2 separate regions of the Homo sapiens genome follow, and region 2 is linked to region 1. The links are chromatin loops, found by intact Hi-C in ENCODE. Cell type or tissue: heart left ventricle. All regions are shown on one strand. Each heading gives the region's core, and the rest is flanking DNA. Links, peaks and the distances in the headings are about the cores only. Region 1 has its middle 6.7 kb from the start of ITGA9. Region 2 overlaps ITGA9-AS1 (ITGA9 antisense RNA 1).

What was found. A loop is a pair of places that touch in the nucleus more often than their neighbours do. Peaks named below come from ENCODE experiments on the same cell type or tissue, not always from the same donor. Only the 100,000 strongest peaks of a DNase experiment are listed, where the experiment ranks them.
Region 2: it touches region 1 in a loop (3-fold over the local background); 6 of 110 quality-filtered maps call a loop at or near these places.

What each region holds. Positions count from the first base shown.
Region 1 is chr3:37,440,754-37,450,104 of GRCh38, reverse strand. No RefSeq gene overlaps it. Among named protein-coding and RNA genes, the nearest start is that of ITGA9, 6.7 kb to the left of the region's middle. RefSeq lists a silencer at 6,193-6,377. In heart left ventricle, for the core only: no CTCF peak of the experiment used is centred there; no DNase peak of the experiment used is centred there; H3K27me3 peaks cover 258 bases.
Region 2 is chr3:37,829,509-37,838,859 of GRCh38, reverse strand. It overlaps ITGA9-AS1 (ITGA9 antisense RNA 1), which reads left to right. Exons shown (of 4, transcript NR_110531.1): 2 at 4,093-4,181. Among named protein-coding and RNA genes, the nearest start is that of ITGA9-AS1, 28 kb to the left of the region's middle. In heart left ventricle, for the core only: a CTCF peak has its summit at 4,893; no DNase peak of the experiment used is centred there.

The DNA of each region.
Region 1 (9,351 bases), core at 385-8,384:
CTATTAAAAATAAGAAGATTAGCCAGACGAGATGCCGCACGCCTGTTATCTCAGCTACTTGGGAGGTTGAGGCAGGAGAACTGCTTTTACCTGTGAGGCGGAGGTTACAGTGAGCCGAGATCGTGCCACTGCACTCCAGCCTGGGTGACAGAGTAAGAATCCATCTCAAGAAAAATGAAAAAAAAAAAGAATGACCTGCTTAAAGAAAAGCAAGCTTAGTAAGAGGATGAGGCACTATGGGGGAGATTTTGAAGGAGACTTTTAACTTTCTTCATGTTTTGGTTGTGTGAGAGTGAAAAATGATCAATTCTCGTTGTAGAACACAAAACACAAGGTTTTCTTTTGTTTTTCTTTTTTTGGTTTTGTTGTTGTTTTTGAGACAGTGTCTCGCTCCTGTCCCCCAGGTTGGAGTGCAGTGGTGCAATCACTGTTCACTGCAGCCTCGACCTCCCAGGCTCCAGCAATCCTCCCACCTCAGCCTCCCAAGTAGCTGGGACCACAGACATGTACCACCATGCCCGGCTAATTTTTATACTTTTGGTAGAAACGAGGTTTTGCCATGTTGTCTAGGCTGGTGTCAAACTCCTGAGCTCAAGTGATCCACCTGCCTTGGCCTCCCAAAGTGCTGGGATTACAGCCATGAGCCACTGTGCCTGGCTGAAGTTTTCATCTGTGGTAGAGAGCACTAGTATCTTCCCAATATTTATACTTCCCATTTTCCTTACTAACAAAGCCCAGAGTTAGTGGAGTGTTAATATGCCTAGCTTTAAAAATAAATAAAACTATGTTTCCCAGTCTCTTTTGCAGACAGAGTGGCCATGTGCAGTGTCTGGCCAATGAGATATGAGCATGTTATTTGGGTGGTAGGCTTCTCAGGAGGTTTCTTAAAGGAGAGGCAACTCAGCTGACTTATGGCTTTTGTCCTGTGCCCTTGCCCCTCTTGCATGAAGCACAGAGGTCATGGCTGGAGATGCAGCAGCTGTTTTGAGGGCCACCTCAAAGGAAAGGCCAGGAGAATTGCAGAGACTTCAGCTGTCACATGCTAGAACTGCTGCACCTGACATGGGATGCCTTCCTGGGGACTTCTTACTACCTGAAAAAAAGTAAACACCTAATTTATAAGAGCCACTGCTTTTAGGGATTCTGTTATTTGTAGGCAAGCAGAATTTCTTGTTGATTTAACATCTAGAATGAATGGAATCTAGAACAGATGCTCCTAACCTAGAGTTCACTCATTTTCCATGTTGCTTCAGAGGTCCTAAGATCCCCTGTGGTTGGTAGACTAATAGTCCCCCTCCTAATCCCTGGAACCTGTGAATATGTCACCTTATATGGCAAAAAAGGACTGAAAATGTGATTAAGGTTAAGGGTCTTGAGATGGAAAGATTTTCCAGGATTATCTGGCTGGGCACAGTCTAATTATGTGAATCCTTAAAAGCAGAGAACCTTTCCTTGGCTGTAGCACGAGAAAGAGATGTGAAGTGGAAGTGGGGTCAGAGAGATGCCACATTGTTGGCTTTGGAGATAAAAGAAGGGACCCATGAGCCAAGTAATACAGGCAGCTTCTAGAAGATGGAAGAGACAATAAAATGGATTATCTCCTAGAGCCTCCAGAAAGGCAACACCTTGAGTTTAATCCAGTGAGACTCCTGTCCCACTTCTGACATCCAGAACTGTAAGATAATAAATGTTGTTGTTTTAAGCCGCTATGCTTGTGACCATTTGTTATAGCAGAAGCAGGAAACTAATATAGCCCTCTAGAATTATATATAAAAGTGTGTATGTGTGTGTTTGTGTGTTTCTTAGGGAAAGATCCACAGATTTCAACAGATTCTTTAAAGGTAAGGTAGGTTTTAGAAGACAGGAAACCACTGATCTAAAACACACTGATTTCCAACTTTGGAAACCAAACCCTAAAAATGATATCGGTTAAAAATTATAGCATTGGTGTTTGATTTAACTAAACAGTAGCTGTCAATCCTGACTGTATATTAGACCACCAGGCAACTATTTAAAAATACAGATTTACTAATAACACTCTAGGTCAGAATCTAGGGGCAAGGCCCAGGAATCTGCATTTCCAACACCTCTTGGGAGATTTGTCAAGTAGCCAGGCTTGGGAAGCACTGTCCTACAGGAGAGAGATTCAGAACCCTGCACTGTATTCCTTAACCTGTGGCACCATGATGTGGTAAGAAAAACGTAGGATTTGGCATCTGGTGAAGAGAATTTAACTCCCAGGCCCGAACAACTGTGTAATTTTAGTAAATCAATAAAACAAGGATACCAATAACTAATAAACCTATTGATGAGCTTCTCAGGACAGCATTTCCTAACCATAAAACGCTAAACATGTATTAGTTATTCGTATAATCTGAGCTCAAGAGTGAGCTCAATTTCCTAGTTGCCAGAATAAGCTGTTTTACAGAGACTTGACCTGAAGGGCGTGTCTCCAGGGTCACCAGCTGGAGGGGAGAGGCATACTATTTCAAACCTGGCCATGCAAAATGTAGATTTGCTTTATGGAATGGAGACTTTTGAAAAACTGAACCTCTTGTCCAATTTCCCAACGGAAATGGCAACCAAATGCCCTCCATTCCTTTATGCTCTCACTTCAAGAAGGAATCTGAAGGTTTTCCATTAGCCTTAGTGGCTGCAAACTGAACAGCATGCTCTATCAGCTCACCTAGCATTGGCGTTTTCTATAAGCTGTGCAAAATTGCTCTCCACAGTTACTTTGTTAAACAGTTACATTGTTAAACAATTAAACAGTTACATACATACTTTGTTGAATTGTTACTGCTACTGTAACAATGCAAAAGAAGTGATGGTTATACTGCTCTGCTCCCTCCTGCCTCACTGCAGAGAGGAATATTGGAATGATTAAATGTTGGGGTGAAAACAACATTGGCTTTTCAGAAGCCTCAAAAAAGTCTTGGAGGCCAGACACAGTTGCTCATGCCTGTAATCCCAACTTCTGGAAAGCCAAGATGGGAAGATTGCTTGAGGCCAGAGTTTGAGACAACATAGTGAGACCTCATCTCTAGGGCGAAAAAAGTGACCGGACATGGTGGTATGCACCTGTAGTCCTAACTTCTTGGGAGGCTGAGATGGGAGGATCACTTGAGCCCAGGAGATGGAGGCTACAGTGAGCTATGATTCCACCACTATGCTCTAGCCTGGATGACACAGTGAGACCTTGTCTCTAGAAAGAAAAGAAAAAGGAAAAACTCTTAAGATTAATTAGTCTTTTTAATCCTTCCTTTCTCTAATATCTTTTTTTTTCTTTTTGCTTATACATTTGTAGATTTTTATCTGCCTCTCATTATTTCCTAAATGCTTAACTACTAGGTCAAAGCTAGGTAGATATCTAAGGCTCTTAATACAAGCCAATTGGCTTAGTAATCTTTAGGTTTAGAATACAATTTTTCATTACAAATACTATGCTATATTACTATAGCAGGAAATACACATAGTTCCTCCAGGTGAGTATTTCTGGACCCTGTATTGAGCCATACTTTTTCCTGTGCTCTTTTTTCTAGAGTGCCCTTCCCATGGTCTCCGATGGGAAATGCTAATTTCTCCCTGACAAAGCTTCCCAACCATAACTCTCTAACATCCTCCTTGTCTCCCCCAAGGGACTGCTTGCATTTCTGGGGTCTGTGTGAGTGTACCGTAGGAGGACCCTAAATGGAGGTTTAGACACTCCCCACTGATTATGAGAGCCCGGTTTGCAGAGACCTGACGGGTACAGACACTCGAGCAGAGCAGATGCTGCTGTAAGGTGATAGGACTGCTAGCAGCAAGGAAGGCTCACTCACTATGTGTCTCACACTGCACTAAGCATGTTATAGATCACTTTATCTTATGTAAACCTCACAGTGATCCAGTTGGGAAGATGCAGTCTGAGATTTTATCTCAGTTACCATAGAACCATGTGAAATGAGGACTGACCATATGATGGGTTCACAATCCTTGTCCAAAACTCTTAGGGCCAAATGTGTTTCTGCAATCAAGTTTTTTCAGTTTAGAAGAGAAGACAGCATCACACCCCATATATTACAAGATAATATACCGTTTATTACATAACCAGCCCATGAACACTGCACTCCCCCCAAAAGTGATCTCTGTAGTTCTAATCCCTCCAAAAGAGCAAGGCCCATAAAGTCAGTTCATCCTCTCTCATTCTTGGGGCACATGGCATCTAATGCCAACTGTCGGGTTTTCTTTGGAGTTAGCCCTAAAGAACTTAGCCACTTGGTTCTTAACAATGCACAATCCAGCCTATACTATCCACTATTTGGTTGAATCAGCACCTTACACAGCCTGTTACAAAAGGTTGGCATGCAACTTTACACACTGACAAGGAACAATCCCTGCAGCATAACAAGGGTAATAACTCAAGTTCCTTAAGGACATGCCTACTATAATCTGGTATATGTAAATTTCTATGCATCTGTATGTATATATGCACAAAGAAAGAGATTTGGAAGTTTACCCTAAATGTTAATAATGATTATGGTTGAGATTATGGGCTATTCTTGCCTATCTATCTATCTATCTATCTATCTATCTATCTATCTATCTATCTATCGTCTATCTATCACTCCTTTAGTACTGCTTGAATTGTCTACAGAGACACAGTGGATGTCTACATCCAGCAGTGGATGTAGAAGATGCTACCTCCGTAAAGCCAAAGTCACTAATCAAAGTTAGAAATAGGGAAGTGGATCAAGAGCTGTGCACACACAGCTATCTGATCTCCAAATGAGGAGACAACTTGACCTTCACACAACAGAGAAAGAAAGAGGAGCCAAGGGCAGCTCTCATTCCCATCTATTAACAAGCCCTGCCCTCTGGCCCTGGCCTCTGTTGAGGGGACTTTGCCAACTGAGGTAGGTAGACCAGCCATCATGTGGAAGGAAGAAGTGGTCAATAGCCAGATGGCTCCTCACAGTATTTTCAAAAGAGGCAGAAAAAAATAAAAAGGGTTTGGATCATTCACATACCAGATAATCGTTGTCTAAATGATTGACACAGCTAAATGCACCTCTTAACGGCAATTCTTCAAAAGTTGCCTTGCCCTGTTTTTCATACATAAGACAAGCTATACTTCCACGTGGCTTTGATATCCAGAAAGTTCAGAGGAAGGGCAAATACTATCGCCAAGCCTTCAACTATAATAGCAGGCAGAGATTTGAGCAAATACTTTCCCACTGAAGTATTTCATAAGCCAAAAGTTAAACTGTTATTATTGGGTGCAATATTTCCAACCTGTTTCCATGCTCAAACAAATTTTTTTCCAGAGATCTAAATTTAGTGAAACGGCTTTAAGCAACAACCATCAGTGTTAGAATACAGCTGTACAACATAATGCCAAGTTTTAAAAACACTTCTCACTTCAATTGAAATATTAAAGCTAGCCTATGGCTTAGCAAAACATAAAATATTAAAATGATGATATTTGTTGGAGGCAGTTTAGGGTGATGAGTAACAGTGAGGGCTGTGGTGCTCGTAATCCCAATGTAGTGGCTTGTCAGATATATTAGTCTTCTAGGGCTGCCATAAAAAAATACCACAGACTGGGTGGCTTAAATAACATAAATTTATTTTCTCACAGTTCTGGAGACTGAAAGTCCAAGATCAAGGGCAGCAGAGTTGGTGTCTGGTGAGGGCTCTTCCTTTGGGTTGCAGATGGTCCCCTTCTTGCTATGGACTCACATGACCTCTTCGTGCTTGCAGAGAGGCGGAGGGAGGGGAGAGCGAGAGCAAGAGAGAGGACACTAATTCTATCAGATCAGAACCCCACCCTTATGACCTCAATTACTTTCATATTCCAAATACAGGCGAATTGGGGGTTAGGGCTTCAACATAAGAATTTTGGAGGATACATGCATTCAGTCCACAGCATCAGGTATGTGGCCCTGAGAAGTTATTTGAGCTCTCCCCATTTGTTACAGGGAATCATACCCAAAGGTTTGTTGTGAGGATTAAATGTAATGAGCCACTCTGCACATCGCAGCATGAGGGAAGCAACTGGTACATGTTAGCAATTTAGTGCCATTATTATTATGTCATTTATTCCACTCTTTTAAAATAGCTATTTTTATTTGGAGTAAAAGAAAAACTCAAAACACTTTTCTCAAGGTGTCTGCATGTTTCAGTGGGCCATTTTAGAGCCTTCCTTTGTCTAAGTGTTCAAGCCCTCAAACCCCCAGGTGCTTCAGGTGCCCTGTGAAGGGCTGGAGAGGTGAGTCACAACCCAAGCACCCATGACCTCACTCTCACATCAGCGGCCGGCTAGCCAGCTCCTTTTTCAGGGCCCTCTCTACCTTAGCTTTCGTAAATTGTCAAATCCACATCTCTCCAGGGCTTCCCAGATGTGGGCCATCAGAGGGAGACTCCTGAAACATCTTTGGTGATTTCCTCAAGGTCCCACCCACTCATGGTTTAAATGCAGTGGGATTTTAAGGTGTTGACCTTGGGTGCATGTGTGTGTGTGTATGTGTACATGTGCGTGTGTGCATGTGTATGCACATGCGTGCGTGTGTGCATGTGCGTGTGTGTGCGCATGTGCATGTGAGCGCACGTGTGTGTGTGTGCGTGCGTGTGTGTGCGTGTGTGTGTGCACACACATGCAGGTAAGAGAAGTTCACTTCAATATCATTCAGATGCAATGGAACATTCACCAAAAAATGAGTACCTGGAATTGAATGTATCAGAAGTTGTCTGCCATAGAGGAGTGTGTCTAAAGGAGAGTTACGAGTAGGGGAGTGGGGCAGGAGATGAAATTTTGCAGGAAATGGAAGGGCAGTTCTAGCTTCTTCCCTGTCTTCTTTCAGGCAGCCTCAGTGTACTCCAAACTCTAAGCAAATGTCTTTAGGGAAGGGTAAACACTAAACACGTTTTGGGACCCCTTCTGCTGCTTAACACGCTCCCACAAGAAAAGCCTTCTTATGCCTTCCCCCAGAAAGTTTTTAAGTTGAAGCCTAGGACCTCTTGTACTTGAAGCTGCAAGATATACATGTTATACCTTCTGGGTGCATCAATTTTATTCAAAGACATGAAGGGGGGAATAAATAATATGTTGTGAGATTGGGATGACTCCGAATCAAATCCAGTGACAGGGAAGGCCCCAAGGTCCCTGACATAAAAAACAGGTGAACTAGCTCCTGCAGGAAGTTGGGGTTGAGGAGGTAATAGTGATTCTGAGTCCAGGAGCTGAGACAGCCAGCCTGGGTGCAGTCATCCTTCCTGAAGGCAGGCTTGCACCCTGGGCAAGGGCTGGGTGCGTGTGTCTGAGTCAGTGATACTGGAAGGTGGCCACATCTGCTGAGTGCAATGGGGAGTCGAAGATGGGTCCTCCCTCCACATGCCCCAGGGTCTGCTGCAACTATGAAAAGGTCTGTGCCAGCAGTTGCGGAGGTGGCAGAAGCAGGACACTAAGCCCTGATCACACTGCCTGGGATGCCAGTGGGGTAGATAGAGTGCACATGACATTGGGGCATCCTCTGGCCTTGGGTGGAGGTTCTGACTGCAAAGGCAAGGTGGAAAGGACAGGGATTGACATTTTGGATATGACTAAGCATCCTGGGGGTCTTTCCTTGGAGGAAGGCCTGAGGCGTTTCTCAAGGTGATAAGGGGAGGGCTCAAGCTGTTTTACTGAGACATTAAAAGATATGACCTTGTTTTTTTTGTGTGCCTCAAGACAGAAAAGTGACTACATAAGTATGTTAAGAATGGACTGCCTTCCTGCCCCGCCTCCCTCTCAGAGTCCTGTGCTGGACTCAGCCCACTGTCCATGATCTCTAATGACAGGTTGACTTTTCTTTTCCCAGAATCCTCTTCTGACCTAATCTGCCTGTGGGATCCACACACAGGGTCTCACACATGGGAAACGACACAGAATACTCACAGCCCTGGCGGGGCAAGAAGGGGTGAGGGGAGCCCCAATGCTATGCTGGGATGTGTACGCAAATGGCAGGAAATGTCACCCTGTGGTGGTTTTAAAATATATCCACACATTCTCTTGACACTCCTTCCTCCAAAAGGTGAAGACTAATTCCCCTTCCCTCAAACAGGAGCTGATCTTAGTGCCTTCCTTCTAACAAATAGGATATTGTGGGACTGCTGTGATAGGCCACGAAAAGCATTGTCCCTTCCACCTTACTGTCTCGGGTTGCTCAATCCCGGGAAAGCCACACCAGCCGCCATGTCGTGAGGACACTCAAGCAGCCTGTGGAGAGGCCCATGTGGAGAGGAAGTAAAGCCTCCTGCTAACCTCAAGCACCAATTTGCCAGCCATGTCAGGAGCCGCCTCAGAGGCGGACCCTACAGGTCCAGTCAAACCTTCAGCCTCAGCCAATAGCTTAACTGCCATTTATGAGAGACCCTGAGCCAGAAGCACCCAGATAAGCCACTTCGGGATTCCTGACTAACAAAAACTGTAGTATAATTGATATTGTTTTAAGCCGTTATGCTTTGAGGTAATTTGTTACATAGCAATAGAAAACCAGTACAAATTTGGGGGTAATTTATGACCCAGTAATAGATAACAAACACATACCTCTTCGCCTCAGTGGTGAGCTGATGGGGATGGTAGTTAGAGCCACATAACAGATCCGCATTGCCACAGCTGCCTTTCTGAGTCAGGACACAAGGAAATCCTGCCTAGTGTGGGATGGCTCTGTGGTGGAACAATTGACCTAGCTATGGTCCGAGACTTAAGACCTGAGTCCAAATCTTGATCTGCCACTTACCAGCTGCCAGACACAGGGTTAGTTGCTACACCTTATAGGGACTCCATATCTCATCTGATAATAGTATCCACCTAGTAAGGAGGACAGATTAAATGGAAATAAGTGCACCAAAGTAACAACCAGATGGGGGGTCAGTTGAACCCAGTGGAAGTTATTCAGTCATGCGTCACATAGTGATGGGAATACATTCTGAGAATGTATTGTTAGGGCCGGGCGCGGTGGCTCAGGCCTGTAATCTCAGCACTTTGAGAGGCTGAGGCACCCTGAGGTCAGGAGTTCGAGACCAGCCTGGCCAATATGGCAAAACCCTGTCTCCACTAAAAATACAAAAATTCACCGGGCATGGTGGCATGCACCTGTAATACCAGCTGCTCAGGAGGCTGAGGCAGGAGAATCACCTGAACCTGGGAGGCAGAGGTTGCCGTGAGCTGAGATCATGCCACTGCACTTCAGCCTGGGCGACAAGTGAGACTCCGTCAATGTGTTGTTAGGCAATATTGTTGTGCAAACCTCTTGGAACATACTTACACAAACCTAGATGGTATAGACTACTATATGCCCAGGCTACACGGTGTAGCCTATTGCTCCTAAG
Region 2 (9,351 bases), core at 438-8,437, 390 kb before region 1:
GGGAGCTGTAAACTGGAGCTCTTCCTATTCGGCCATCTTGGAAGTGACTCCCATGATCCAGTTTTATCTTTGTTCCACAGCTAACCATTGTTGCAGCACCACTTAATAAAAACTCAGTATTTGTCCCAATGTTTTGAAATGCCACCTTGAATGTATACCACTTTTCCATATGCACTTAGGTTGATTTCCGGCCTTTTTATTCTGTTCTGCTGGTCCATCTATTCATGCACCAGTACCGCACAGTTTTAATTACAGAGGCTTTGTAGACGTTTTAATGAATAGTAGTGCTAGTCTCCAATGCCCACTATAGCTTTTTGCCCCTCAGTATTTTCCTAGATATTCGCAGGAATGTTTCTTTTTCCATATAAACTGTAGTATCAACTTGCTTAGCCCCAGTAACAAAAACTGTCCTCAAAGTGTTCTTAAAATTTAGAATGACTTCTCAGCATTAAAGGTGGGGAGATATCACATGAAAATTGTATTTCTGGTTTCTCTTGAAAATTGGGAAGCGCTGTCACATGGGCTTTTTTTTTTTTTTTCCCACATGACCTATTGCTGTAGGTCAGCCTGCACACAGGCCTGTGCTCTTCAAGACCACGCAGGCCTCACCATTCCCTCTGACAGCTCACTGCTGCCCTTCTTCACACACGCAAGTTCCCTGTGTGACATCTGAGTTGGTGACTGTGGCTTCAGATGATCACGAAAGTATGTTCCAGGCCCATCCTCCACCCTCTATTTCTCTGTCTCACAACACAAATGTTAAGAAATGGATTTGTGTTGCTTTGTTCACTGCTGTTATTTCCAGGACCTAAGAAGAGGGTGTGGGGCGTGTCTGGCCCTAGGTAAGTCTTTGTTCAATGAAGGCATGTCATAGATAGGAAACAAGAAATGATCAGAACATGTTCTGTCTTCAGAAAACCATTGAAAATACATCAAATGGAACCACACACTGTGGGTGGGAGTGACTTGGTACAGCCCTTATAGAGAACAATTTGGCAATATTTGTCAAAATTACAAACACATAGATCAGTTGTTCCTGCAGTTCCATTTCTAGAAATTTGTCCTAAAGTATATTTGCACACAGGAAAAATGACGGTGTACAGGGTTAATTATTGCAGTAATAATAAAAGATTGAAAAAACCTAAATTTCCCTCAAAAGGGGACTGATTATATAAACTATGGTTTATCCATATATTGGAAGAATGGAATGTTATACAGCTATAAAAAGAATAAGGGGCCAGGCACAGTGGCTCACGCCTGTAGTCCTAGCACTTTGGGAGGCCAAGGCAGGCTGATCACTTGAGTTCAGGAGTTTGAGACCAGCCTGGCCAACTTGGTGAAATCCCATCTCTACTAAAAATACACAAATTATCCAGGTGTTGTGACACTTGCCTGTAATCCCAGCTACTTGAGAAGCTGAGGCAGGAGAATTGCTTGAACCCAGGAGGTGGAGATTGCAATGAACCGAGATTGCACCACTGTACTCCAGCCTTGGTGACAGAGTGAAACTGCCTCAAAACAAAACAAAACAAAGGGTGCTATCTGTGAAATGAGAGGGAAAACATGAGGTGCAGAATAACGTATCTAGTGGGCTACCTTTTATGTATAAAAGGAAAACAACCCAAAGGAAATATTCATATTTGCTTGCAAGTATGTAAAGAAAATCTGTATGGACTCATAAGAAAATAGTAACAATGGTTAGATGGAGGGTGGAGGAGGTATGGCGAAGAAACTGGGCAGATGAGGACAGGGTGGGAAGGAAAATTCTAATTCTCTCTTTCTCACTTTCCATGACTTTGAGGAGTAGGTTTTAGAGCAAATATTTATATATAATGTATGCATACATACATACACATATAGTAATAACAAATATGAAACTAAAGTGACAGTAGAAGAAGCCATCAGACCCTGGAGACCATAACTATCCACAGGACACTGTGTATGGCCACCATCTGATGGAGGCTCTAGGTCACTCACTGGAATTTTCATCCACTCTTGCTAGAAGATAATTTATTGGGCATGTTCCTTTCATCTTGACAGAAAAGACAGTGAAATATGTTTCCACTCCTACTGTCTTGCACTCAGATAATCCCAGAGAGCACTTTACAGATTGACAGCCAATAAACCACTTCACCCAGTGGAGAAATAGAGCAAATTCCAAGATGGAATTGGTGACATCCATGCCACAGGGGATGGCCCAGCAAATGCTTCGTGATAAATAAGTTGAAATAGCCCAGCTAGTGAAATCTGCACTGAGAATTTAGCAAAGAAAGAATTTATCAAGTTACTATTGTTCTAGAATGATAGAAAGCAAAATCTTCTAAACTATTGAAATACAAATTCAGGAAGTCTTCCAAGAATAACTCAGATCTTATATATAGAGTCTGGCACATGGCATATGATCAATGTAAAATGAATTTTAAAATAGAAAATTTATTAAACAGAGTGCTGTTACTCAAATAAATTAAATGGATGAATCTGTTTCTGTCATAGCATATATAAAAATATTTTAAACTGGGGAGCCCAGAGAATAATTAAAACTTGGCCAGGTGCAGTGGCTTACGCCTGTAATCCCAGCACTTTGGGAGGCTGGGGTGGATGGATCACCTGAGATCAGGAGTTTGAGACCAGACTGGTCAATATGGTGAAACCCCATTTCTACTAAAAATACAAAAAGTTAGCCAGTTGTGGTGACGGGTGCCTGTAATCCCAGCTACTAGGGAGGCTGAGGCAGGAGAATCGCTTGAACCCAGGAGGAGGAGGTTGCAGTGAGCCAAGATTATGCTACTGTACTCCAGCCTGGACGACAGAGTGAGAATCTGTCTAAAAAAAAAATACTGTGGCAGATGATATTTTTGTATATATGTGTATTTTAATAATTTTGTCCTTTTTTGGTCTATAGTTTAATTTTTTTCTGGGATTGCCACTGTGTCTTTGGAGTTATTAGTTTCCTTTTTTAAAAAAAATTCTCAAATGTCAAGCCATTCTATTTACACCTTTGCAGAGATCTGATGCAAATTTCAACATTTTTGGTAGGCTAAATATTGTTGTTTTAATTCTGTATGCCACAGCTCAGAGTCACATTGTCAAAGTATAATATTCACTTTAAAAAAACTTTAGCATAAATACCTCAGACTAAATATATTTATATCCAGGGAAAATGTTCAAACTGTTAAGCTAAGAGCATACAGTTAAGCATTCATACAGACTTATATGAACATAGACATGAAAGGAATCTATATTAAATAGTACAAGAGGAATGTAACAGCTTAGAATCAAAATATGCCTCTGTTGCCTTTATGTGTTTAAAACTAACATTTTTTAGTAGCTGAAATTGTAGAGAAAATGTTGCCCAGAAGTACCCATTGATTTGAGGGCATTTCACTCATTGTTACAAGGATGTGAAGAGTGAATCTCCTTGGCAATGATATCATTTTGGAGACAGAGTAGGGAAAATAGGTTACAAAACAGTGCATAGAGAATGGTTCCATTTCAGTAAGGATCATCTTCTACGCTTCATCATAATTCTCAATTTCTCAAGAGTTCTGCAACCTGAGATGAATACAGTAGTCCCCTCTTATCCATGGGGTATACTTTCTGAGACCCCCCTCTTATCCAAGGGGGATACTTTCTGAGAATCCCCTCCCCTTATCCATGGGGGATACTTTCTGAGATTCCCACCCCCCCCCACCAGTGGATGCCTGAAACTGCGATAGTACCAAACTCTGTATATACTATGTTTTTCCCTATACATACATATCTATGATAAAGTTTAATTTATAAACTAGGCACAGTAATAGAGTAACACAATAATAAAATAGAACAATTATAACAATACGCCAGCGTCGCTTCTCTTCTGCTTTGGGGCCACTATTCATTCAAGTAAGGGTGACTTGAACCCAAGCACCATAATACCACTGCAGTCGAGCTGTTAACCAAGACGAAGTGACTAACGGGCAGGCCGCGTGGCTGATTCACATCCCAGGTGGGACGGAGCAGGATGTGTAAGATTTCATTACGCTACTCAAAACGGCATGCAACTTAACACTTACAAAATATTTATTTCTGGAATTTTCCATTTAATATTTTCAGACTGCAGTTGACAGCAGATAACTGAAAGCTCGGAAAGCGAAACCGTGGATAAGCAGGGGAACTGTGGCATCCCATTTAAAATTGCTTCTGTAAGTTTATGTTTGAAGTATTTTGTTCCTTGAAAAGATGCTTGCTTTTTGCCTTTTCTTATTGTTCTTACTAACTGCGTTACTTAATTTTTCAAACATTGTTGGCCCTCAGCACTACTTCACTGAAGTTTTAGGAAGCTAAATGTTATGTTCCCATAAAGATCAAAAGTGTCGCCGGGTGCGATGACTCACGCCTGTAATCCCAGCACTTTTGGAGGCCGAGGTGGGCAGATCACGAGGTCAGGAGATCAAGATCATCCTGGCTAACACGGTGAAACCCCGTCTCTACTAAAAATACAAAAAGTTAGCCAGACGTGGTGGCAGGCACCTGCAGTCCCAGCTACTCGGCAGGCTGAAGCAGGAGAATGGCTTGAACCTGGGAGGCAGAGCTTGCAGTGAGCCAAGATTGCGCCACTGCACTCCAGCCTGGGCGACAGAGCGAGACTCTGTTTCAAATAAATAAATAAATAAATAAATAAATAAATAAATAAGAGACCAAAAGTGTCACACTTTTAAAGCAGTTGTTAGAAAAGCTGGACTGATGTGTCCTGACCACCTGGGAACAGCTGGCAGCCCAATTATTTGATATTCTTCCAATTAATTCAGACTCTTATGGGCACAGTGCTGCCTTCACCTTGGGCCTTCCTTTTAGCTTTTGAAGGCACAGAGGGCCACTGTCCTGGCAGCCACCTACCAGCAGGGTGCCCTCATGCCTCACCTCATGGCTGTGCTTCTTGGTTCCTGCTCTCTGGCCACTCGGCCCTCCTCAAGTTCTTGAACAATCCAGGCTCCCATCTGCCATTAGGTCTTTGCAAATAGTGTTCCCTTGCCTGGAATGCTTTCTTCACCTAGTTAGTCCTCCTTTTTGGTCATCTCTTCCTTAGGGAAGCCTGCCCTGATAATCCAGAAGAGGCACACCCTTTCATTTCATGCCCTTACAACACCCTTTATTTACATGTTCATTGTTAGTGACTGTCTTCCTTTTTAAACTGTATGCTTTTTAAGGTAGAACCCTTTCTGTTTTTGCTCATCATGACATTCTGGTTCTTAGTGGATTTTTGTAATTATTGCTGTATGAATGAATGTATTATTTTAATAATTTATTCATTGCCAGAGGTCAGTAAAATGCAAACCCTATATACCCAGTCTTGTTGCAGTTTGCTGAGCGGGTGGAGCGTTACCTTGGGAGGCCCTGATCCCTCCCTGGGCGGACATTCTCCCACAGCCAAACTCTCAAGAAATGTATGGGCTAATGTAGGATATTTTACAGCGAGAGCTGTGACTATCAGTAGCTTCTTCAGTGACCATGAACATTAGAGGTGGGGCTTGAGGCTGGATGTATCTGTTGCCACTGCAGGGCTGCACATCCGGGGTTCAGATGCTGTGGTAATGAGCTAGGTCCTGTGTCAGCTACCTCCTCTGCGTGGTCCTTTCAGACTCATCTTGGGGCCTTGGCTCATTGTTGTAGCCCACACCTCTGTGGGCTCTGCTGCATCCTGCAGTGACTGTGAGGGCCTTGCCCTGCTGCTGCTGGTGCTTCTCACCACTTTTGGACTCAGACAAAGCCCCTGATGCAGGGCTTGGGATCTGGCTCTCTAGCAGCTGGTGAGGGAGTGCATATCATCCTTTACACACTGGAAGTGCAGGAGAATTAACTTCCATGGAGGCAAATTTTGACCACTGGGATCCAGGAGATGAAGGAGAACCAGCAGATCAATGATATTTTTGTCCTTTGCTTAGATGGATGGAGATGCAGAAGTTCAGCCCTACGAGGTCCATGATTAATTAGCTGAGCAGAGGCCAGCTCAGTAGCGCACCTCCTGTTTGCTCTCCCTCTTTCTTTGCTGCACACCCCTTTCTCCCTCACTTTTGCTTCCCTGGGATTGCATTCCCAATAAAGTGTTCATACATAAACCTTTGCCTCAAGCTCTGTTTCCTGGGAAGCCCAGGCTGGGCTGGGCCCTTCCCCACTGCCAGTCCTGGACACACACTGCAAATGTTCCCTCCTAGAATTCTCGTGACTGTTGTCCGGGCTCCACTACTGCACTGCACCCCCACAAGCCAGGCATTCTTTCTTTACACAGAGCAATTGATTAGATTGAACCTTTCTTCACTGTGACCACAATTCTGTCCCAATTCCCTGAGGCCTACATTAGCCTGTTCCACATAATTCCTCATGTTTTATTTTTTCAGGTAACTGATATTAGACTTTACAGATGATTTTTAAATTTATTTTTTACTTTTATTGAAATTACAAAGTTTAAAGAGTCAAGTAATTCTATAAGGCTTGGTACAGAAGTCTACACTCCCTGACATCCATTTGTATTACCCATTTATAGGAGGCAACCACTTTTAACTGATTACTTAGGTATTTATGTTTATCTCTCCAAATAACAAATATTGCTGTATCTTCATCCTTTCGTTTTAGGCATGACCTGTTGATTTTTCTCAATGAAAGATGAAGATTTAGCTCATTTTAACAAACCTTATATCCACCTCTACTTCACACGCATACTTCTTGTCCCCTCTCTTCCTAATGCTGTTGTAGCACGATTTAGTTTAAAACTCAGTGTTTACTTTGTTATAAATATATAAGGCTGTTCATAGTTGAGCCACGTGGTAAACCATGATTATTTTCCAGTTTCTGTTCAACTTTTGCTTTCTCTGAAATCAGTAATTGTCTTTTTTCCCTTTACTTAGTACTGTGGTCTGAATGTTTGTGCACCCACCGTGGCCCCCATCATTCATACGTTGAAATCCAAAGCTCCAAGGTGATGGTATTAGGAGGTGGAGCCTTTGGGAGATGATTAGGTCATGAGGGTGGAGACTTCACTAATTGGATCAATGCTCTTATAAAAGAGGTTTGCGTTGCCTCCTTGGTGCAGTCAGCAGCATGTCAGTCTCATAAGACGCTTGAGGGAAACTGTTTGCTCTTTCCTTTCCACATGTAGGACACAGCATGAAGATGCCATCTATGGGCTGGGTGCGGTGGCTCATGCCTGTAATCCTAGAACTTTGGGAGGCCGAGGCAGGCAGATCATTTGAGGTTGGGAATTCAAGACCAGCCTGACCAACATGGTGAAACCCCGTCTCTACTAAAAATACAAAAATTAGCCGGGCGTGGTGGTGGGCACCTGTAATCCCAGCTACTCGGGAGGCTGAGGCAGGAGAATCATTTGAACCCAGGAGGCAGAGGTTGCAGTGAGCCGAGATTGCACCATTGCACTCCAGCCTGGGCAACAGAGTGAGACTCCGTCTCAAAAAAAAAAAAAAAAAAAAAAAAAAGAATGTGCCATCTATAAACCAGAAAGCGGGCCCTCGCCAGATACCAAACCTGTTGGCGCCTTGGTCTTGGACTTCCTAGCCTCCAGAACTGTGACAAATAAATTTCTGAGTTTTTGTGTTTTTGTTTTGGGACAGGGTCTGGCTATGTCACCCAGACTGGGAGTGTAGTGGCACGATCATGGCTCACTGCAGCCTCGACCTCCTGCACCCAAGCGACCCTCCTGCCTTAGCTGCCCCCACAACCACACCCCTGTAGCTGGGACTATAGGCACATGCCACCAGCCTGGCTAACTTTTTTTATCTTTGGTAGAGAAAAAGTCTCACTATGTTGCCCAGGCTAGTTTTGAACTCCTGGGCTCAAGTGATTCTCCTGCCTTGGCCTCCCAAAGTGCTGGGATCACAGGTGTGAGCCACTGCTCCTGGCCTTTCTGGTTTTTGTTTTTTTGTTTTATAAACCACCCAGTTTATGGCCTGAATGAATTAAGATATTTGACATTCTCTTTCTTTCTTTCTCACTAATTTATTTCTAAACCTAGCTCAAGATGTATTAATACACATCTCCTTCCCTTACATTTGAACATGTTAGGTGCTCTTCAGTATTGATTTCTTGATAATGCAGCATCTCCCAGAACCTTTGTACCTGCTCAGTGTGACTAGCACACTGCTGAGTGAGGTGCTGGTCCTTCCTCACCATGCTGGGCTGGCCTTCCCTAAACCATCTTCTATGGGTTGATGATGTGATTGGCCCCTTGGTGGGTCTTACTTTTCCTATAGATCTGAAAGCATTGATGAGGTGAGGGAAGTGGGGCATACAGAGAATAGGCATCTCCCTTAAGGTGATTACTTTGTTATTTCAGAGTCTTCAAGTAAGGCAAGAGCAGCCTCATTAGATGGGGGAAAGGAGAGGCTCATGGAATCCTCCCTTATCTCCCCATTCCAATTCCTGGCTCCCACTCATTTCCTTATCAATGCCCTACATTTCACATAAGGGATTTGATGATCTGTGGATTTAATGGATTTTACAATTTGACAACCCACAGGATTCAGTCTGAGTTTTGGCAACCTTAGTACTGTGGCTGCACAAGATAAAGGTTTTTTTTTTTTTTCTTTTGATTTGTTTTGCTTTGTTTTTGAGACGGAGTCTCGCTGTGTCACCCAGGCTGGAGTACAGTGGCACGATCTTGGCTCACTGCAACCTTCACCTCCCTGGTTCAAGGAATTCCCCTGCCTCAGCCTCCCAAGTAGCTGGGATTACAGGCACATGCCACCACTCCTGGCTAATTTTTTTGTATTTTTAGTAGAGACAGGGTTTCACCATGTTGGCCAGACTGGTCTCAAACTCCTGACCTCAGGCAATCTGCCCGCCTCGGCCTCCCAATGTGCTGGGATTACAGGCGTGAGCCACCGCGCCCGGCTGATAAAGATTCTTTTAGCCCCATCATAGACAGTATCTTGTTGCACAAACTTACCTTAAACCAAAAATGTAGAATTTGAGCTGCTTGTTCTTTTTCATTAAGCTGTCCTGTGTCAGCTCACTGCAGCCTCCACCTCCCAGTTCAAGCAATTCTCCTGCCTCAGCCTCCTGAGTAGCTGGGATTACAGGCGCCTGCCACCACACTCAGCTAATTTTTGTATTTTTACTAGAGATGGGGTTTCTCCATGTTGGCCAGGCTGGTCTTGAATTCCTGACCTCATGATCCACCCGCCTCAGCCTCCCAAAGTGCTGGGATTACAGGCATGCACCACCATGCCTGGCTAATTTTTGTTTTAGTAGAGATGGGGTTTCTCCATGTTGGCCTCAAACTCCGGGCCTCAGGTGATCTGCCTCCCAAAGTGCTGGGATTATAGGTGTGAGCCACTGCACCTGGCCTGGATAGGTAGATAT